2 separate regions of the Homo sapiens genome follow, and region 2 is linked to region 1. Evidence: chromatin loops called from intact Hi-C (ENCODE). Cell type or tissue: PC-3. All regions are shown on one strand. Links, peaks and the distances in the headings refer to the core of each region. The heading gives the core; the rest is flanking DNA.

The links. Peaks named below come from ENCODE experiments on the same cell type or tissue, not always from the same donor. Only the 100,000 strongest peaks of a DNase experiment are listed, where the experiment ranks them.
Region 2: it touches region 1 in a loop (2.1-fold over the local background); 1 of 110 quality-filtered maps calls a loop at or near these places.

What each region holds. Positions count from the first base shown.
Region 1 is chr10:51,683,742-51,689,135 of GRCh38, forward strand. All of the region lies in intron 3 of PRKG1 (protein kinase cGMP-dependent 1), which reads left to right. Among named protein-coding and RNA genes, the nearest start is that of CSTF2T, 13 kb to the right of the region's middle. In PC-3, for the core only: no CTCF peak of the experiment used is centred there; a DNase peak (open chromatin) is centred at 2,240; H3K27ac peaks cover 287 bases.
Region 2 is chr10:51,545,271-51,550,664 of GRCh38, forward strand. All of the region lies in intron 3 of PRKG1 (protein kinase cGMP-dependent 1), which reads left to right. Among named protein-coding and RNA genes, the nearest start is that of CSTF2T, 150 kb to the right of the region's middle. In PC-3, for the core only: no CTCF peak of the experiment used is centred there; no DNase peak of the experiment used is centred there.

The DNA of each region.
Region 1 (5,394 bases), core at 126-5,125:
GTCTGAAAACTTAGGTTCCCCCCACCACCCTCCAGCCTGTGGTTGCACACTTGCTTCATCTGGGCATGCTCAACCTGGGAGTCCATGGCAACTGAAAAACTCACAACTTTGTTACAAAAAAACAGAATCAGATTGGTCTATTGCAGTTACAAGAGGATGTAGAGAAACTGGAACCCTCATTTGTTTTTCGGGGGAATGTAAAATAGTTTGGTCGTTTTGGAAAACAGTCTAATGGTTCCTCTGAAGTTAACATAAAGTTCCTATATGATGTAGCAATTCTACTCCTAGGTATATACCCAAGAGAAATGAAAACATATGTGCACACAAATGTTCACACCGGCACTATTCATAATAGCCTGAATGAAAACAACACAAATATCCATCAACTGGTGAATGAATAAATAAAATGTGGTATATTCATACAAAAGAATACTAATTGACAATAATGCTACAACATGGATAAATTTTTTTTAAAAATTATGTTAAGTAAAAGAAGCTGAAGACCATACGTTGTATGATTCACTTTTTAGGAAATATCCAGAATATCTATAGTGAGGAAAAGTAGAACAGTGGTTGCCTAAGGCTGAGAGTAAAAGAGTAGGAAGTGGATCCAGTGTTTCTTTCTGGGGTGATGAATATGTTCTAAATGTAGGTGTGGTGGTGGCTGCACAACTCTATGACTATCGTAACAACCATTACATTGGATGCTTTAAATAGGTGGATCTTATGGTGTGTAATTTATATGTTGATAAAAATGTTAAAAAAAGACACCATGGGAAAAATAGGTCACAGGATTGTTTAAATTAGATATTGACTAGAATTACTTTATATATATATATAAAATTTGGCCAGGCGCAGTGGCTCAGTCCTGTAATCCCAGCACTTTGGGAGGCCGGGGCAACAGATAGTTTGAGCTAAGGAGTTCGAGACCACCCAGGTCATGGCAAAACCCTGTCTCCACCAAAAATACAAAAACTTAGCTGGGCATGGTGGTGCATGCCTGTGGCCCCAGCTACTCAAGAGACTGAGGTGGGAGGATCGCTTGAGCCTGGGAGGCTTAGGATGCAGTGAGCCAAGATCACGCCATTGCATTCCAGCCTGGGTGACAGAGAGAGATCTTGTCTCGATTAAAAAATATATATTTAGTTTTATGGATTTCTTATAAATTATTGTTATTCCATATAAGTATGTCTTCATTCTAAGTTTTGGTTTTCATTGCCTCTATAATCCTAAAACCCAAGTCTAGTACTTGGTTCTTGGGAGAAAAAACAACAAGAAAAAACATAAGGGCAAAAGATTGATTTCATAAATTTTTCACTGTTGCCCAAAAATCACATGTTCTAGACCTGTAATGACCTTCATCACTTAGTGAAAATGATGCCTAATATTTCTCCACATTCAGCCCTCAGTGTGGATACTGTTCGACCTTATTACTTGTCTCTTTCATAAAACTGAATGATATAATGGGGACAGTAAGGGCTTGGAAGTCAGACAAACTTGGATTCAATGGTGCTTCCACCTCTTATGAGCTGTTGTGACTTAGGGCAAATTAGTCAACTTCCTCCAATTTTAGTGAAGTTAAAGATGCTGCGTGTCAAATGCCTGGCATTTCGTAGGTTCTCAATACATGCTGTTTGTATGTTATTTATGACCCAACCTTCCAAAAGAGGACATAGAACTCATAAGTGGCATGTGTTGGTTCTGGAACACTTGCAAGAGCCTTGCTACTAACTCCCTCCCTCAAAAATAAATAACTCCACTCCCCCTAATCTTGTGGCTGATGTCTGAAATTGCACTATTATAGTCTCTTTCCATCAACTCAAAGTATTTGCTCACTGTGTAAATTAAAATGCCTATTGGAATTAAAAAACATTTTAAATAATTATATTTCATGTCTATATCAATATGTTATATTTCATTTTTTATTAAAATAAAAGACTAGACAAAAAAGCTTCCATAATGTGGTGGGGAAGACACAGAAGACTTTCTGAACAGCTGGAAATGAACTGGAGACAGCTCCTCCTGCTTGGGGTGACCAGCCATGATCATATATGTGGAGTAAGTCTGTGGTTTTGTGGGGAAAACAAAACAACAACAAAACAAAAAAAGTAACTATTCCTCCCTCATTCTTTCCTGCCTCCTCTCTTCTTTGAAGAGACCACTCTTCAGCCCTGGTCATTTGTGAGCCTTTGCCACAGTGCTGGCCCTGAAAGGAGATCAGTTTCACAATCCTGCTTGGCTGGCATGGGCTGAGTCACTGACCAGCCCATCAATCCCCTTCCTTCTATGTAATCCTGGGTAAATGAAAGAATGGGCAAGAGATGCAGATAAGCCTCTTTTTTCCTCTACCCGGAATAATCCAGCTTGAATTCCTCAGGACGAGTAGTTTTGGGCCATTTTATTTTACTTTATTCTTTAACTTTTAGGTTCAGGGGTCCATGTGTAGGTTTGTTATACAGGTAAACTGCGTGTCGCGGGGCTTTGGTGTACAATTAATTTTATCACCCAGGTAATAAGCATAGTACCCAAAAGGCATTTTTTTCTGATCCTCTCCCTCTTCACCCCCATCAAGTAGGCCCCAGTGCCTGTTGTTCCTCTCTTAGTATGCATGTGTTCTCGTTCGGCTCCCCCTTATAAGTGAGAACATGCAGGATATGGTTTTCTGTTCCTGTGTTAGATTGCATAGGATAATGGAGCTTTGGCCATTTTAAACCAAGGTTATCACTGGCCAAAGCTCAACTAGCTTGCTTGTGTCAGTACAGGCACTAACTAGGGGAAAAGTTTCTAAAAACATGTTTATCTGAAAATGATGACAATGAAATCCCCACCAATCAAAGATCCTATAAGCCATCTTCCTTCCAATTCACAAAACATTCTAGTTAAGCACATTTGTTTCCCCCATAGGCAAACAAAGCCCCAATTAGGACTGGAATGCAAGTAGTCTGAACACATGTGAAAAGGGAAGATTCTTAAGTTCCCAATTTTTCTTTACAACCTTTTTTGTTTGTTTGTTTGTTTGTTTTTTCTTTTTAGAGGAAGGCTAGAGTGCAGTGGTGCAATCTTGGCTCACTGCAACCTCTGTCTCCCTGGTTCAAGGTATTCTCCTGCCTCAGCCTCCCAAGTAGCTGTGATTACAGGTGCCCGCCATCAGGCCCGGCTAATTTTTTGTATTTTTAGTAGAGATGGGGTTTCACCATATTGGCCAGGCAGGTCTCAAACTCCTGATCCCAAGTAATTTGCCCACCTCAGCCTCCCAAGTGCTGGGATTACAGGCATATATTACACCCAGCCATCTTTACAGCCTCTTGATGGTTTGATGTCACCACTTGAAAGGCCTTGATTTGAATTTAAATTGTTGTTTGCTAGAAATGTTTTGAGTTCACTCATTTAAGGCCAATGAAAACTTTCAAGAAAAAAAAAGTTAATTTGCTTAATTTACAAATGTTGATTTGGTTAATTTGTACTCTTAATTATGATTAGGTTCAAAGACAAGGTTAAAAGCACAAATTGCAGTATAGAGTTTTGCTACCATTTCCAATACATTTACTGAAAATGAAGTAACAGAACAAACACTGGGCTGATCCTTTGAACTATTCTTGTTATACTGGTCCTTTCTTTTTGACACTTTAGAATACTTAGATGAGGTTTGAAAAATTGTTAGCAGCAGAATTCTGTTGAGGGTTTATTCACACTGAATCATAAGCATGCTGATTTGACAGCTTCAAAATTTCTTCTAGAAATCTTGTTTCTAGTCTAGATAAGCTCTGTGTGATGTTAGGCAATATTTCTGGGTTATAGGGAAAGACATTTACAAAAGAAAATGGAGTACCCAGATGTTAGCATTCCTATCTGGATAGTATATCCTACCAGAAAAATAATGAGATTTGTGGGATTAGAGAACAATTTAGGTTTTATGAGATAATTTTTTGACGAATGGTGGTGGCATTCATTCCAGAGAGTCACAGCTTGGCTGAAACAATTTTTGGTGTGCCATGTTTCTGGTGATCATATATAATAAATATAAATGTTTCTACCAATTCAATACAACTTCTTCTCCATATCTAAGGAAAAAAGGGTTACACATATGGACAAAATACATTCAGGTGTCTTCCCCAAACAACAATAATTTCAATTATGCTGTCTTAGGTTTCCCAGTAGATCCAATGTTCACTCAATTATCTGTGAAGGAACAAGATTTTTGTTTGTCTGCTTGCTTGTCCAATGTGGCATCTAATACATGGGCTATCTCCTATTTTCCTCAGATTGGGTAAGGATTTTTGCCAATTCTTGATTTTCTCTGCTAGTGGAAGGGAAGCCATGTAGGTAAATTAAAAATCCCTTCTATTTGTCATAATATTAATTTTATGGTGCTTTTATTTGTTGTTGTCATTGTTTTCACTTTCTTGTAGGATTAAAGCAGTGCTTTTCAAACATTTATTTGCATGTGGATCCTTGGGGATCTTATTAATATGCAGGCTTTGATTCAGCAGGTCTGGGTGGGCACCTAGATTCTGCATTTCTAACAGGCTCCCAGGTGATGCTGGTGCTGCTGGTCTAAGGAGCACACTTTAATTAGCAAGAGATTAGGGTATATTCTGTTCTCCTCAGTATATAACATCACAAGGAAGGGGAAGGAGGAGGACTGGAATGGTGGCAGGCTGGTGTCTCTCCTGCGTAATCCCGTGGAGGTTAAAGGGAGACAACTATGGCAGCACCAAACCTCAGATAACATTTCCTCAAGGATTTTTCTTCCTCTGCCTGAAAAATTTCTGTGAGGAAATTAAAGCATTGACCTGCTTTGTCTAAAATTGCCAGTAACAATCCTTTTTTTTTTTTTTTTTTTTAGTGAAACAAGGATTTGGATGCTTACAAAGTATCAGGGTAAATTCTAGATTTTAAAGATTTTTAAAGTATTTTAAAAAATTACCTTGCCCCCACAGTATTTAACAATGTTGTATTTTTAGCTCCTTTTATAAAATCTTGTAGAAACAGTCAACATAGTTTTCACAGAAATAACTTTTTCACACTCATGCTAATATCAGTCAATCAATCTATATAAAACAAAAAATAGTACAATTGGTATAAACTGGTTTACCATCTGATATGGTTTGGCTCTGTGTCCCCACTCAAATCTCATCTTGTAGCTCCCATAATTCCCATGTGTTGTGGGAGGTACCTGGTGGGAGATGACTGAATCATGGGGGTGGTCTTTCCCATGCTGTTTTCATGATAGTGAGTGGGTTTCATGAGATCTGATGGCTTTAAAACAGTGGTATCCCTGCACAAGCTCTCTCTGCCTACTGCCATCCATATAAGACATGACTTGCTCCTCCTTGCATTCCGCCATGCTTGTGAGGCTTCCTCAGCCACGTGGAACTGTGAGTTCTCCATTAA
Region 2 (5,394 bases), core at 323-5,322, 140 kb before region 1:
TTCAAACTAAACTCTACCTACATTTGAAAGGAGTTTCTTTTATTCTCTAGTGCAGTTATGCCATGTGTTACTATACCTTGGCCTGGTATTAGTAATGAATTTGTCCTCATGGGAATTTGTGACTTACTGGCAACTGTGTGAGTGCTCTTCACTGCTTTGTTAATAACCAGCTCTTTTCCTATAGAGCACGTTTTCCTTGGTGGATGGAAAGCATCCCTTCCTGGGGCATACACTTAATCAGAATATGTAGACAATTTCTATCTCTTAGAGAAGTAGGGACAACAAGCTTAAAAATAACTTACACAGAAGAACAGCAGCAAAGTAATTCGTTTGAATCCTTTTATTATGTTGTTGCCAGAATAAATATCTGTATAACAAGTTCCATCATAGAAAATTATATTAAAGGAATTGTGATTAGGCTTGTCATTTCCCCAGTGTATGTACAAATGAGTTTCTTTATAGCTAGCTTTTACTGTATTCTTAAAATATTACAAACATATATAGTCCACGCTAGCAATAGGAAATCAATGGATAGTTACAAGAAAGAATGACTTCATAATGATTTTTGACCTCCCAAGTCACCAGAAGATTTCAATATGAGAGTCCCTTCCCCCTACACCCCCACCCAGCACCCCCTGTTTCTCTCCTTCTCTTTTTTTCTCTGAACTAGCTTTAGCTGCATGGCTCCCATTTATCTTAATAGAAGTTACTTAATGAAGGTTATGCATATCGCTTAGTAACTCAGTGGTTAAATTATTCTGTTTTGTGCTTTCTGATCTACAGGTATTTTTTTTTTTTTGCTTCAAACATTCACCAATATATTTCACAATTGCTATTTGTGTTTCTAGCCAGATAATTCATGAGTTTATTTTAAAGTATAATTATGCTTATGCAATTTCTGCAAGACATGATATTGACAACAGTGGCATAAGTTCCATCAAAATGTAGAATCTGGTATAAACATTGTTATATGTGTGTATGCGGTAAATATAAGCACACAAAATACTTCTTTAATTTTTTTTCTGAGTGACTAAGTAGTCGTCATAGAGGTTTAGTCTGAAAATGGACTAATAGCTGTTGCAATTGTCTTTTTCAGTTCAAAAATGATAGTTAAAAACTACACTAATTTGTATTAATTCTTACCAGAAAACGGTTTATCCTCTTGTACGTAATACTTTTAATTCTAAATATGTGTGTGTGTCCTGTAAACTTGCTTGAAATACTGGTTTGAAAATGTAATTGGTCTTTATTTAAACTGAGACAAGCCTGTATATGCTACAAATAGTTTATTTTAGCAAGTATAGTCTTTGATAATTTGAACTAATCTTTAAATTCAGTTCACCTTCTACTTAAAAACTTTAATGGTTTTCTACGTACTTCCTTCTCATAAACCTCTGAAGATTTTTATGCATAATGAATAAATTTTATATTCTAAACCTAGAATTCAGCCCCTTGCACAGAAATCTCATCCTACTTATCCACAGTTTTATCTGTGACTCTCCAAGACAGAACTTCTCTTATGGCTAGAAAGGCTTCATGGGCATCCCCACACATTTGCTTCTTCTTCCCTCAAACTTATATCAAAAAATGCCTCCACTTTATACTTTGCCTGCAAATTTTACTCATAGATGAAGACAAGGTTAAGTTCTGCCTTTTCCATGAAAGTTGAATTATTATTGAATCTTATTAAAACCCAAACTGAGCAGTTCTAGTTGAACCTCCTATGGGTGCAAGACTTTGTGACCAATAGCATTGCTTATTATAGATATGTAGGTGTTGGCCTCTACCAGTGGGGCAGTAACCACCCTGAAAACAAGAGCCTCATCACAGACAGGTTTTATATTCACCCTAATATATACATACAGACATGGAATAAATGACTTTTATAAATTTGGAAGTCTTCAAACTTGAAAGTGTTCAGCTAGGTCAAAGCAGGGCAGCTGAGCTTTTGAGAATATTCACATCTGCAAGGATGTTTCCCTATCAGTAAGAACTTTCATTGATCCTATAAAATATATCAGTCAAAACATCTAGATTAAGTCATTTATTTATTTAATATATTAAAAATAGTAAAATAACTTTGACTTGTGGGTTGAATCATGCAAAATTCAACAAGTTTTATAGTTCAAGTGTGGTTGAACGTCAGCAAATTTATATGTTTCAACCTAATATTTGCCAAAATTTTTGGATACAGTAGTAAATAAGAGGCTGTCCTTATGGAACATATAGTATAGCCAATTAGAAGAATTACATTTGATTTTATAGGACACTGAAAGTTCTCATTCTTGTCTAGATGATCTCATGACTGAATTTGTTTGGACACAAGTCCTTACAGCAATTAGATTTTAATAGTAGTTCCCAGTTATACTTGACGAGTAATGGTCTTTTAAAAAAATCAATCTCAAAAGGTTGAGATGTGCCCCATCTTCTCTTACCAATCTATTATTATGTTACCTGTAATCTGCCAATTTCTATAGGTCCCCTAAACTGGTCAATGCATATTGTATTGTCTCTTAAATTGAGAAACTTTATAATTTCAAAGTATGTTCTACGTGCAATTAATGTTACCTTTTGTAGCTTCCTTTCAAGTTATTTCCCTATTACGACAAAAAGCTGTCACCTCAAAGTTGGTGAATGAATTATTGTTCCCCATATTCATGCACATCTTAATTATTAAGGCTTAATTCATTTTTTTAAGCTTTATAATTTCCCAGACCAAAAATAAGAGATTGATTTCTTAATAGTTATCCGTACAAATAGGCTGTTTTGCCTTTCCTGATAACCTGCTTTGCCTAAATTATGAAAGAACAATTTGGAAGAACAAATTGTTCTCTGGAAGAACAGTGGCTGGAAAAAGACACAGTGTTCCAGAAGCTGATGCCCCACAGCTCCCTGCAAGGTTAGGGCAGTATTTTCTCTATTGTCCCCCTGATGATAACCTGCATATTGCTGGCCTTTTTGACTCAGAGCAGCACAAAGGGCTTACGTCTCCAAAAACTTGAACACAGTGACTCCATGTCTTGATCTGAGCCCATCATTTTAAAAAACATAAGTTGGATTCATTTATTTCTAAGTCCTTATATCTGTCTAATATAGATAAACATTATCTTCTGTGTTAATTATAGTAGATTGGTACCAAACTTGGTAAATTTATCTTATTTTTTATTCTTTAGTAGTATTTTGGCATATCACAGACCAGAAAAGTTGTGTGCTATCAAGGCCTCCATTTTAAAGAAAAGTTTTAAATGCTGTCTAATAAGAAATCATTAATGATTCAGTTTTGACTGTTCTTATTTTATCCTCTTTTAGCTCAGTGTTTTCGTAACACTCTACTATGTGCCTGAGATTATCAGCTGATTCCTTTCTATTGTGTTACTATTTCATAAACTACTTCAAAAGCATTTTTGTGTTCTCTTTTATATTTATGGAGGCATTTGAGTTATCAACTTTAGTTTTCTTTTGGGTATACTGGCCTTAGACTGATTTTAACACAATTTCAAAACTTGGTGTTCAGTTTTAGACAAATCTCCAGAGGCTCAGTCCTTTGATTCACATAAAACTACAAGAGTTTGTTGGCTTAGTTAGATCTTGTATGAATCTCAGGTATTTGTGTGTGAAAGCCTAAAATAACACCTTCCCAAAATGTTCACTGCTTACTTTAATTTTACCTGATAAAAAACTTTCTTAGTGAATTTTACTTTAAGAAGCACTGTTTCACTCAAGAATATGGTTAAGAGATTTGATTGGCTTCAGTCAAGAATAATCATGTTATAGGTGGTTCTTTTTGTCCTTCAGACCTTGGGATACCAAGTTTCTTCCCTTCCTTCTTTCCTTTCTTTCTTTTCTTTTCTTTTTTTTTTTTTTTTTTTTTGAGACAGAGTCTTGCTCTGTCACCCAGGCTGGAATGCAGTGGCATGATCTTGGCTCACTGCAACCTCTGCCTCCCAGGTTCAAGTGATTCTCCTGCCTCAGCCTCCCAAAGTAGCTGGGATTACAGGTGCGTGCCACCACGCCCAGCTAATTTTTTGTATTTTTAGTAGAGACAGGATTTCACCATGTTAGCCGGGATGGTCTCGATCTCCTGACCTTGGGGATACCATGTTTGTTAAGAAGAACATCATTCTGGACTCCACTAGACACCCTGCCTAAACTAATATAGAATATTCACTCAATGTGTCTACAATGGCATCTCTTGTTTTACAATAATGACTTAGCTACTAGTTGCGATAGGTTTATTATTTAATCTCTATTACCTGATTTTGAAAGCATTGTTGCCTTCAAGGAAAAAATGGTAGATTACAATGTCCTTATACTAGACAGCTATTTTGAAAATCAGATTACCTGTTTAAAGATGCTGCATTTCTCCTTCTAACATTTTCATGTGACCTAATTAAGCTGACCTTGTTTTCCTGAAGAATTGTCAGTAACTCGTGGTGTTCTCTATTTGGATTATGAAGCTGCTCAGTGTCTTAAGATTAGGGTGATGAGACTAAGGTTTTGCCAGTTTATGTCAAGTGGCCTTATTGACTTTTTTGAGAGCAGCTGCCAAGTTTTTAGCCTTCCGATAAGGCAATAGCAACCTAACCAAATCTCTCTAAGAGAAGCTTTCCATAAACTATTAGTTAGGATGGGGGAAGTGTCCTTGCAAGGGAGGTTTTGTTTTTGTTATTGCTTTTGCCTAGACTCATCCTTCACTTATTATCAGTCACAGAATTCCGTGGCCAGGCTTATTTGAAATCAAGACAGTGTTTACTGATCATAATAGAATTGTGTCACCTTTAATAATACTCAATTCCCTTCCTGTGTATCATCAAATGCACACGAATACCATGATCATCTCTAATACTAAGTCTCTACTAGGAACTACAGGAACCTAAAACTTATAAAATCCATTTGTTACCTTATTGAATGTGAACATGTAAAACTATGACCTTTCCTTAATCTCTAACTATTTCAACATTCCTGTCATGCCCCAATTGTAGTTAGAAAGACATTTTCATGTCTAGATTAGTTAAGAAAACAAAAATCATCTTATTAAGGAAGTCATTTTCTAAACAAGATTTGAGCTAATGCTATACTTTGTCTTTTCTTTTGCTGTCTTCTTTTTTAAAATTAGTTTTTTTTATGAAATCTCCATATAATTTTAGTACAAATGACGAAAGGAGATTATTCTGAGATATGTATTTACTATCTGAGATGACCATGGTGCTTATGGTCATTATTTATCTTCCTTATTTTCATAAATGCCTGGGAATAAACCTCTTAGAGATACAAAATGCTAGTTTTCAAACTTACCACTATTCTAGATTTCCTGTTATTAATGTAAATAATACTAATTTTGGATAGTTTGATAGATTCTCATCAAATTAGTAGATCATATTTGGAATGGCCTTA